Regions from separate parts of the Homo sapiens genome. Here regions 1 and 2 are each linked to region 3. A link is a contact called in ENCODE Hi-C or POLR2A ChIA-PET data. All regions are on one chromosome and are shown on one strand. The core of a region is the stretch at or near the end of the contact, and the rest is flanking DNA. Distances in the headings are between cores, read along the strand shown. Region 1 has its middle 120 kb from the start of LINC02458. Region 2 holds the start of LINC02458 (long intergenic non-protein coding RNA 2458). Region 3 has its middle 53 kb from the start of LINC02458.

Evidence for each region. A loop is a pair of places that touch in the nucleus more often than their neighbours do. ChIA-PET counts read pairs that join two places held with the same protein, here RNA polymerase II (POLR2A). Pooled maps may share reads with other maps.
Region 1: a pooled map shows a loop between it and region 3 (7-fold over the local background). The contact joins two enhancer-like sites. A Hi-C loop is called at or near these places in 1 of 37 single-sample maps with no recorded cell type and 8 of 50 pooled maps. POLR2A ChIA-PET finds 5 or more read pairs at or near these places in 2 of 52 experiments (WTC11 and common myeloid progenitor, CD34-positive).
Region 2: a loop to region 3 is called in a pooled map, with 2.6 times the contacts of the local background. The contact joins the promoter of LINC02458 here to the enhancer-like site in region 3. A Hi-C loop is called at or near these places in 3 of 50 pooled maps. POLR2A ChIA-PET finds 5 or more read pairs at or near these places in 2 of 52 experiments (H1 and activated CD4-positive, alpha-beta T cell).

The regions. Positions count from the first base shown.
Region 1 is chr12:89,133,686-89,137,745 of GRCh38, forward strand. No RefSeq gene overlaps it. Among named protein-coding and RNA genes, the nearest start is that of LINC02458, 120 kb to the left of the region's middle. Within about 2 kb of position 2,451, at least 3 of the 41 ENCODE cell types and tissues checked have a DNase peak (open chromatin) inside an H3K27ac peak, as active enhancers do.
Region 2 is chr12:89,017,924-89,021,987 of GRCh38, forward strand. LINC02458 (long intergenic non-protein coding RNA 2458) reads right to left here and starts at 1,769. Exons shown (of 3, transcript NR_038385.1): 1 at 1,630-1,769.
Region 3 is chr12:89,071,224-89,074,844 of GRCh38, forward strand. No RefSeq gene overlaps it. Among named protein-coding and RNA genes, the nearest start is that of LINC02458, 53 kb to the left of the region's middle. Within about 2 kb of position 1,953, at least 2 of the 41 ENCODE cell types and tissues checked have a DNase peak (open chromatin) inside an H3K27ac peak, as active enhancers do.

The DNA.
Region 1 (4,060 bases), core at 1,201-3,700, 63 kb after region 3:
GCCACTCTAGATGTCCTAGAAGAAAGATAAATAAAAGTGCTGTCAGAGGTCATGATGGGACCTCATCTCCTTCTCCTCTGTCTAGTATAAAGGGTCCCACTTCTTCCATGGCTGCAGAATTGCAAGTCTGGTAAAAGCCTCCAGGATGGAGTGAAAGGAAAGGTGAGAAGAAGATGGTTAGAAAGTCTAGAAGGTGAGTGAGCTGGGATAACTGGGCCATATTTCCTAGGATTCACTACCTTAATCAGTGAAATTCTGGGATTAGAGTGCCTTCCCTCACTCTGCAGATTATCTGAACTTTAATGTTTTCACATCTTAGAAGATGACTTGGTTTCCGTTACAAAGTATCCAGTGTTTTTTATATATCCATCTCCCACATTCTCAAGTACATAAGGTGAGATTGTGGTGATAGTTCCATGTTTATGCATTTGGAAGAGAACCACAGCTTTTTCAGGAGCCAAGAAACAATACCATAGAAGAAGCGCTATTTACAAATAATTAAAATGCACACATGCATGTACACATACACACACACACACACACACACACACACACACACAGAGAGAGAGAGAGAGAGAGAGAGAGAGAGAACAGATGCAGAGAACAGACTCAGCCCTCTTAGAAGCATGTCAATGGAGGCATGTCAACACTCAATGAACAGGACGGCCAAAAGCCAGGAAGGTGAACTCACCTTTGGAACTGATAAGAGTCATTGTTTAGCTTTCCATTGTTCTTTGTTTTGATCTAAGGCTGCCTCTCCTATCACTTTCCCCTTGTCACAGTCTCTCATTGTCAGCACTGAGACTGAAGAAAATTGTTCCTTCCATGTAAGAGCAATACACTCCCCTCCTTTTGTCTTTTTCAGGAAATTAGTAGCTCATGTTCCACTAACTGGAGTGTTTTGCCTTATCTCATTCTTATAAGTGAAGTGGGAATTTCAATGCCATAACTTAGAATTATTCTGTCCAATTCACCCTAAATGGATCCTGTTCTCATTGCAACATTTATCTCTAGGCCTCACTAAAGATAATATTCAGGCTTACGTACAGGCACACAATTGTCCTCTCTTCGGCAATGAGGTCTTTAGAAATGTGATGAAATGTGACAGGTTTTTGAATTAGGCTCTAGAAACTGTTTCTTTTATGACTAAATGGATTTCTTGCCATTTTAGAAGCCAGTCTCTACACTGTTTTAAAATTTACTTTAAAGAAGGACCTGGGAAACTCTGGGATTTCTAAATAGACAATACTTGCTCATTGTTCCAGAACCATCTTACAGGCGTTCATTACTTTTTCTGATATTTATTTGAAACTTGAGGCTTAAAAATAACATCTAGTCGTCAGATGGAAGCTTCAATGTACTCTTTCATTATGTAAGTACTAAGGATGATACAAACAAAAAAAAATGCAGGCTAAGGTCATGGCTTTTTACAGTGTACAATTGAGGTTCAAGAGAAAATTTATAGCACTAAACCTGGGTGACATTCTTCCATGATGCACTAGTCCACCCAATTGAATTTTTCATGACTGGCATCCGTTTTGATTGGTTGGAATATGTGCTATGTTAATGGTTAAGTATTTTACCATCTAGCTCAATTCTTTATTTCAAAAATACATCAAGCCTCAAAGAAGTTCAATGATTTTTCCCGGAGTCATACAGATATTAGATAGCCAAGAGTGGGTCTGGTCATTTGAATTCTACTTCAATATCCTTTTCACTAACATATAATCATCCAATTATGTGCAACCATGACCTATGTTCTATTAAGACCCCACTGTTACGATAACAAAAGAAGGGCCTTATAAATCAATATCATAGCTTAATTATTTTATAGCATTTAACATACCGTAAAAACACATAGACTGTTATAGCTTATAATAAACACAAATATCTTTTCTCTGACCATAGCATAATAGAAACTAAGCTCAGAAGGATTTATCTAGGAACAAAAGAAGGAAATTGAAATGTACTAGTTTCTCTGGATTTAGTCCTGATTGTCACTGATAATTCTGTGACTTTGTGCATGTCCTTAGTTTTCACATAGGAAACTGGGCAAGTCTAAAAGATAGGTGCTTCAGTGAGATTCTCAGGTGAGTGGTTGAATTAGGTGACAATTAAGATCCATTTCAACACTGAGATTATATTATTACCTGATCTGTATACCAGGAAATTAATTTAAAAGACCCTCCTCACTGACCCTATCAAGGAGCCCTACTTCCAGCACAGATGATCACAGTGAATTCCACCCACAAAGCAGCTCTGATACGGAGAAAACCAACTCACAATTTCTAACAAGCCATTGTAGCAAAGACTGTTTGCCTTCCACCAATATTTATGTGCTCCTTCTTTTTACTATTAATAATATAATTCCCCACCCAAATTTTCACTAGGTTCAAAGCTTTCCAACTTTAGATGGCAATTCCTAGGCTCTCTTGCAACTGGGTGTGGTTTTGTGACTAAGTTCTGACTAACAACCTGTGAGCCAGAAATGATGTGTTAAGGGTTCTTGTAGATTTTGCCCTTAACTAGAAGAGATGTGCCCTTCACTTCCTCTTTTCCCCTTCTCACCAGCTAGAGAAGAGTTGCTATAGCCAATTTGGACACAGAGATGGAAGCTGTGTGTTAAATATAACAGAGTTAATATAACAGCCCTGCATTGCCTATTCTGGACAGACACATGAGGGAGAAACTTATTTTGTTTAAGCCACTGCACCATGAGTCTCTATTTTAACAGCTTAGATGTTTTGCCCAATGGCACAGTTATAGTGAGTTCTGCCATGGAATACAAATGAGGACTCCAAGAAGAATGCATCAGTCTTAGATTCTATTCAGTATTACCTGCCTACAGCATTCCAGTTCCACTTACACAGAAATACTTTTAATCATAAACTAAGACATCTCAAGCTTCAGAATTTATAGGAAGATTTGCTGATTCCTAGGGCCAATGACAGTTTTAACCCAATATATGCTTTAAAATAATTAATGGTAGAATGAGTCTTTACAGTTAACATATTGTAGTCAAATATTACTTTTCAAAAATTCCAATGTCAATAAATAGTCCTTCACTACAGAAACACAGTGCTTTAAATAAAAACAGTAGGGTCACCAGAAACAAAGTTGTCAGTGTTGGGTTGCTATAGCTACCAGGTTATCTTTATAAAAGTGTGTCTTCAAATGGAAGAGATTTGTGAATCCTGAAATCCCAGGAATGTGAGGACCAGAATCTGCTAAGTTTTCTGCCAGCATACTACCAGAATTATCCACAAAAGTTTCACTTACTGGTCAGTTCACTGCCACGTCTCTCCTTCAATGCTGGGCCAATTTAGAAATCATTATGTCAGTATTGTTAAATCAAGTTTTGTCTAAAGCTGCCTCCTTACATATTTTAAGTTTGCCCTAAAGTTTTTTCTGTATATCATAAACTATAACCTATGGAGTTCTATACAGACTCTAGTATACTCTTGTACCAATAACCGAGTTTTGGCCAATCAAAAGTGGCCAGCTGTCCAAACTGTGTTCAAATGAGACAAACATCGAGCTGTAACCAATCTGGATGTTTCTGTATCTCACTTCCATTTTCTGTATGTCACTTTCCTTTTTCTGTCCATAAATCTTCTTCCACCACGTGGCTGCACCGGAGTCTCTGAGCCCACTCTGGCTCGGGAGGCTGCCTGATTTGCAAATCATTCTTTGCCCAATTAAACTATTTTAAATTTAATTTGGCTAAAGTTTTTTTTAACAGTATGTAAGCCAAGACCTGATATTCTAAAACACCTGCTTAACAATAAAGAACGAGCCGAATTTGTGCGGTATATTTCTATACCTTGGAACACTACTCAACAATAAAAAAGAATGAAATAATGGCATCTGCAGCAACCTGGTTGGAACTGGAGACTATTATTCTAAGTGAAGTAACTCAGAAATGGAAAACCAAACATCAGATGTTCTCACTCATAAGTGGGAGCTAAGCTACCAGGATGCAAAGGCATAAGAATGATACAATGGACTTTGGGGACTGAGAAGAAAAGGTGGGAGGGGGGTGAGGGATAAAAGGCTACAA
Region 2 (4,064 bases), core at 519-3,018, 53 kb before region 3:
CTAGTTGTAAATTCTGAGTAAGCTGAAAGTGTTATACGGTTATGCTTTCTCTAAACCAATCATTGAAGTGATGCCATATTAATATGGCAGAAAGTTTGTAATATATTTTTAGGTAGAGAGAAAAAAACAGATTATAAAATGGTAATATAGTGTCATCCCAATTTTGTTTAAAAACAGTATACATCTAGTAAGATATAAACCAAAATGTTAAGGTTAGTTATCACTGGTTTATGAGACTATAGTTTATTTCTATATTTTTAACACTTTTCTGCATTTTTAATATTTTCTATAATAAATAAGTATTCATTTTTCATGACAAAAAGAAATGTCATGTAATAATATGAAGTCAAACATATATCAAATATTGATACTGCAAAAGTTTTCTTTTGTGAACCAGTTGAATCCATAGAAGGACCGCTCTCAGAGCTCAAACACAGTGCTCCAGGGTGCTACCTGCTGCTTAGAATTCTCCATAGGAGAAACGAGAAAAAGAAAAACCAAGCCCAGTTATGCTTCTCTGTGCCAGTTTTTCAAGCCAGCATATATAGAAGTATCTAGAAGATATACAAATGATTAGGAAACAGGAAGTTCAGCCAGCCACATTATTTAGGATCATGTCAAATACATCCCTAAAAATTAAAAAGTAATAATGATTTCCGTATTTCTTATTAATCTTAATTCGTGAGACAAGGCCTTTGTATCAATTCATAATAAATTTAGGAGTATTCGTGAAAAATTTTAAATACAATATATACTTTGACCAGCAACCCCACTTCATGGACACTGACCTACAGAAAGACACATTTGTGTACCAAGTTTCATGGCCAAGAATTGTACAGGAAAACATTGTAAGAACAAAGATTTCCACTAAAGGGGAAATGATTTTAACATTATGAGACATTTATACTATGTAATGCTATCCATCTGCCAAACAGAATGCTATAGACTTCTACATATGGACATGGAATGATCTCCTACACGTATTAACTGTAAGAAAAATAAGCAAATTCAAGAACTATTTCCCAAAGAAACCCCTTTTATGTTTTAATAAATCTATATGTGTGTATAGATTTGTATATTTATATATGTAAATACATAGAAATATTGAAAAGGTCTAGAAAGATACATACCCAGTTATTAACAATGACTATGTCTAGGAAAGGTCGTTTTTAAAACTTTATATTTTCTGAATTGTTTTAATTCCTTCATACACACACATTTCCATTTATAAACTTGAATTCAGTTGAACTCTTGGCAGGGATGGAAGACATGGTGTCCATCTAGCCACAGAGACATAACTGATAGCTCAGACTGGTAGGAGAATCAATTAACGCACTCATTCAACAAACATTTATTGAATATTTACAAGATGCCAAGCCTATGCTAGAAACTGTAGGTGCAAAAATGAAAATAGTAAAACATTGTCTCTGTCTTCAAATTTTCCACGAAGGTATACATACCTCATTAAAAAAATCTGGATTTTCACTTGTTCTTTATCTTATATGTTTTTTATAAAGTTAGTAGAAACAACGGTTTCTTAGTGTTGCAGAAAACGCAGTAATGAATCATTAACAATGAATCATTAACAATGAATCAACAGTGGCTCGAGGAAACATCTTTATGACTTACATCATTAAGATTTGAAGAATTGATTCTGCTCCCACCTCCTAACATATACCCTTCTACCCCTAAGCTCACGGTTGATGCCAAAATCTCTTTATTGTGAGTTACACGGAGACAGGAGCAGCGACGCAAGCTACGTGAAGTCTACTAAATCCACTGTTGCCCTCTCGGTAAACCAGTATGAATGCAGCAACAGGAAGGACCACAAGATGGCAGACTGGAAACGAGTCATGGAGCCTACAGCAGGCGATGAGGTGCTACAGCCAGTGGAATCCCGTAGCCCTGGCATCTGAAGAGAGACTGGGAAGGGCTTTATAGATCTGTTGAACGGAGGGATCAGAGCGAAGAACAATTTTGGCACCACTCTAGTGCTTGCTCACATCTCTTAGTGTTCTATTTAGTTGTTTTTACCATCTAAAAAACAAACCATGTTCATCTCTTCTTCCCACCCCAAATAGATAGTCATACTCATCAAAATCAATCATAGCTTTCTATTTTAGTATGATTGAGTAGCAGAATTTTTAAATTGGACAGGATCTCCCCAAATTTGAGGATGAGGTGCTTCATGCATAGGGAGGAGGCAGAAAGATAGATAGGGACCTGGTGGGACAAAGAAGCACAAGTCCACATTGTCATAAGGAAAGGCTCTTTTCATGATGTATGGGGACTAGGGTTGAGAAATTATTTTCAGGAAGTTGTGTGAGTAAGGCCAAAACTGTAATTTTCCAGACTTTATACCTGTGCATGCAGAGACACATAGGTAAAGATGTTGAGTAATGTGAAAGTGTACATTGGTGCTGCTGTTCTTATTTAAGCAGATAAAGTATCTACATAACCTATGATCCAGCCATTTCATTCCTGGGCATATATCTCAAATAAATCCTCACACAGGCTTGCAAGCATATATGCACAAAGATGACAGTGTGGTTTGTAGTGTCCAGCAACTGGAGGTAACCTGGGTGCTCATAATTGGGAGAGTAGATAAGTAAGTGGTGGCTTACAGATATTTACAGGATCATGCATAAAAGGGCAAATGGCCAAGCAGCACATATTTTGACCTGCCAACACGGTGTTGACCAGGATGGCTCTTGGAGACAGAAGGAGCAGACATCTGGGACCTCCAATATTGTCCTATCATACTCTGAGACAGTGCACAGCAATCTGGCAGGGCCAACTGTCTGACTCTAGGAAAAGGACATTGAACCTTGAGCTAGGAGGTTTGAAAGCTGTGATTGAGGTGGCATTGGCCTCTTTTGAAAAGCAAAATCCCAAAGTGTATTTTGAGAACATTGATAATTTGTTGTCAAGACAAGTTGCATAAAAAGCCGGCCCGGCACGGTGGCTAATGCCTGTAATCTTAGCACTTTGGGAGGCTGAATGGGTGGATTGCCTGAGCTCAGGAGCTCAAGACCAGCATAGACAACATGGTGTAACCCTATCTCTACTAAAATGCTAAAAAATTAGCCTGGCATGGTGGTGCGGGCCTGCAGTCCCAGTTACTTGGGAGGCTGAGGCATGAGAATCACTTGAACCCGGGAGACGGAGGTTGCAGTGAGCCGAGATCACACCACTGCACTCTATCCTGGGCCACAGATCAAGACTCTGTCAAAAAGAGAAAAAAAGGCAAAAGTAGAATAATTAATACTGTGTGGTATAGACACAGAGTCAAATTTATTGACCAGAACAGAATAGACATCAGGAAGAGAGTACACCTGTGAAAAACTAAATGCACAAAAATACAGAAGTCTGACATTGCCAGACATTGGTAAAGATTTGAATGAATGGATATTAATACACTTCTGATGGGAACACACATCAAATTAATCGCTTTGGAAAACAGTTTGACACCTTCATATCAAGTTAAATAGTTTACATGCAAAGACCAAGCAATTCCACTCTTAGGTACCCTAGAAACTAGAAGAATTGTTGGGCATGTATACCAAGAGAAATGAATAAAACATGTATCACAGTATCCTTCGTATCAGTAAAAATTGAAAAGAAAAAAAGAAAAACCTTCCAATTTCCAACAACAAGAGAGTGACTAAATGAATTATATTATAGAATAATTATGCAGTGGAATATTACACAACCTAAAAATGAATGAACTAAAGCTACTCACAAGCATAGAAAGACATTTTAGAAACATAATGTGAAATGAAATAAGTCACAGAAGATGACATATAGCATGATACAAATAGAATGTTCAAAATCAAGCAAAAGTATACAATGTTATTGTTGGGGAAACATTAACTAAAAAGAACTAAACTACTTCTAAAAATGTAAGAGAATGACAAGCATAAAATTTAGGAGAGGAGTTAGTTACCTCTTAAAACGGAGGCACAGGCTGGGCTTGGGGACAATCACATTCCTGCAAGGGCTGACTGAGGTAAGATCAGTGATGGAGTCACAGATATGCCTTATATAACTTATGTAAATGTTAT
Region 3 (3,621 bases), core at 703-3,202:
AGTTAACAAGTTACCATCTGAGCCCCAGTGTATCAGTCAGCTCAGTTTACGTGGAAGAAACAAAAGTCCCCCACATCTTCAAAGTTTAAAAATAAAGCTTTGTTTCTGGCTCATGTTTATGTCCTTCATGGGTCTGAGCCAATGCTTTGCAACCTCCTCATTCTACAACCAAAGTTAAAGTTGCAGCCCCTCTCTGGATCATGCAAGGCAGTGGCAGAGGGAAACAGTGCAGCTCCATTAAAGCTTTTGCTTGGAAATGTCACATCACACTTTCATTCACATTTCATTTGTGAAAACAAAGAGGCAGGACTGAGAGGGAGGGGCAGAAAGGATGCTGACAATATAATCAACTACATCCAGATTCCTCATCTGGAAATAACTTCCTTACACTTTCCTCCCTGATGCCATACAAACACCCCTATCAAATACAAGTGTTCAGTCCAACAAACCAAAATATAATTTGCGTTATTCTGCTCAATAACTAAGTTAAACATTTCATATATAAATTGGCTCAATGAATATAGAGTTATAGACCTATGAAGGCAAAATAATAGAGCTTTCTACAAAAAAGTTCTACTTGTAAAATTGAACTAAGACATCCAGCCCTCATTGTTACCCTGACATTAAACAAGTTACCTACAACACAGGAATGATGTGGAGAAAACACGACTTAAGAGCATTCATATTCTCAATGGATATATCCACACATCTTCACAAATCCTCACATTTCCAAATACCTTTATAGCCTATTATCTATTCCATAAAATACAGCAAAGTAGGATGTCATCAAAGCAACTCCATTTGTAAAGATGATGAATAAAAAAGAGCAGTGCCACATAGAAGAATGACAGTCAGCCAGGACATGAATCTGGCTAGACTAACTATCATAACGCACAACCCTAAATCTCAGTGATTTAATGCAATAAATTTTTATTTATTGATCTCATCCTAATTCAGTGTGCGTTAGTAGTGGCAGGAGGGTGGGGCTAGAAGTTCTGCTCCACATACTCTTTCAGGAGCTCAGCCTTCTTCTATCTTGCCATCCCACCCTCCTCTATGTCCTTGGAGTCCTCTCCTTACAGGTGTGAGATAGGGAAAGAAAGTAGAGGACTGCATTTAGGAGAGTTTTATCACCTAAGCCTGGAAAAGCTATATATCACTTTCATCATATTTATTGACCACAACTCAGATACAAGCCTGTAACTGACTACAAAGAAGGCTGGGAAATATAGTCTAGTTACGTGTCAAAAGGAAAGCAGTTTGGGAAACAACTAGTCAATCTGTACCACAGTGACATAGTCTCACTTTCTAGCTAGGTGACTTGATCCACTACACAGCTTAAGGCCAGGGATTCAAATATGTGAATTTACAACATCACAAATTACAACATATTCTGTACATTTGGCCTTATGTGCCATGTACCTTTGGGAATGACAAACATCTGTTTGTTTGTTTTGCTATTATAAAGTATTGGTTCTGATACGAATTGCTAAATCATTCTGTGAAAACCGGAGTCTGATCTCTGGAATGTGCTACTTAGGCTGATCACTGAATTAGGCTAATAGGTAAAAGAGAATAGCCATTCAAATGCTAAACACACATGGCATAACACACAGACACAAAGCGCCATTATTCTGTGTTTTGTGCAAACACACAAACTCCTCCCACCAAGGTTGACATAATGAAGAAAAAAAGAAGAGAAAGGATATGTACACAAGGAATTGAACCAAATCAAATGTTTTTGGATATGCTTGACTACCTGCCTTGATAAGGAATAAAATGAATTCACAAGATTTGCCTGCCCTCATAGTCAATAATTGTTAGAAAATTGCCAGGCCCAAGATGGATGACATCATGCAGGGCAAATGAAGATCATTTCTTTCTACATTGATTGGTGCTTGGGTTTTGTTTATACTTCAGCTGCCTGGGCCTTGTTGTAAGTAACCAGATATTGTAGGTTTAAAACAAGCTTTCCATTTGCATCACCGGGCAATGAGTGCAGCCAACAGGAAGCCCAGTGATTCAGATAACTAGTTTTAATTGAAATCAATACCAATGCAAGCAAAGCTGACTGGAATGGGAGCACTATGCTCTGATGGAATCATTTCATGGTCTCTGCCAATGACAATCATTATCAGGAATGAACTGTAACTTCTACAGTGACTCATAACACTTTCCAGGAGGAAAAATAAAAGAGTTTCTGGACCAGTAAAAGTTTTCAATTAGGAAAAAAAAAAATTACCTCTTTAGGTCTCTGTTACATTTCAGTTATAGACTCCTGTTCAATTCCAATTTGAGATTCCATTAAATGAAAAATGGCAATTAGCTATAGTACTTCCTCTTCTGCCAACCCTTCTCCAACCTTTCCCTTCCACTCTAATCACAGATTAGGTCTGGTGAAGAAAGAGAATAATTTTTATAATTAACATGTATCAGACATGTTCCAGGTGGAGAATTATGTTCTAGTCCAGCAGTCAGCAAAACCAGCAAACTCTGTCTACAAAAGGGCCAAATAGTAAATATTTTAGGCTTTGTGGGCCATACAGTCTTGACTGTGACTACTCAGTTCTGCTGATGTAACCAAATGCAGACATAGACAATACATTATGAATGGGCATCTCTGTGTCCTAATAAAACTTTATTTACAAAACAAACAGCAGGCAGGATTTGGCTTGTAAAACCCTGTTCTTGGCTTTACAGGTGTTATCATTTAATCTTCACTGAGGAGTGTATTCTTATTCTGATTTTTCATATGAGGTGAATTGATAACCCCAAGACTTCTCTTCTAGTAATGAGTGAAGCCATGTCTATCATCAAAGACATGTCTCACACCAAAGCAGACTATAGTTTACCCATTTTGCCACTCTACTGCCTGGCTGAAGAAGGAGCAAGGAAGCCTGGGAAACAGCAAAAGCTTCAGTGCTGAGCCTGATTATTTACAAATACAACTACCAGTTTAAAGAGTGTCTAACTCTTCCCTCTTGGTGATCCAGTGTTGACTTGACCAAATTTTTCATGATGCAAACTATGTACAGAGTCAGCTGCCACCTAAAAAAGCATTGGGAGCATGTAAACTCCTAAAATACGCTTGCTTTCCATGACCCCTGGAGCTTCTAATCCACATAAGAGATCAAAAATTGTGCCATGTTTGAAGAGTGCTTAAGAATTAATTTAGTATTTCACAAATACTATGCTTATAATATCCCTGTGTTTAATGCCCACCACAAGGACAGGGAATGAATGTGTCTATATTCCTGAAGAGCCTTGCACTGCACCTAACACGTAAGAAATTCTCCAAAAATATTTGTGCCATGCCTTCATGGAATATCAGTGTAACCAAAGTGAGATACTATCTTTGTTCTTCACAAGCTGACACGCTACCAGAAAAGAAAATGTATAATATACAAATATTGTAGTCTGCCCTTCATGATTGCTTATAATCATCAAAAGATAACTAAAAGTGCTATAGTTGTTCAGACGAGAAAAGAGAGTTTAATTACAGGCACATCTGCATAGAAGATGCAGCATCAAAACTGGCTCTTAGAACATGAGTAGGATTAGGTAGACGGAGATGTTGGAGGAAGGGCATCTCAGGCAAAGGAGACATGATAAGCAAATACA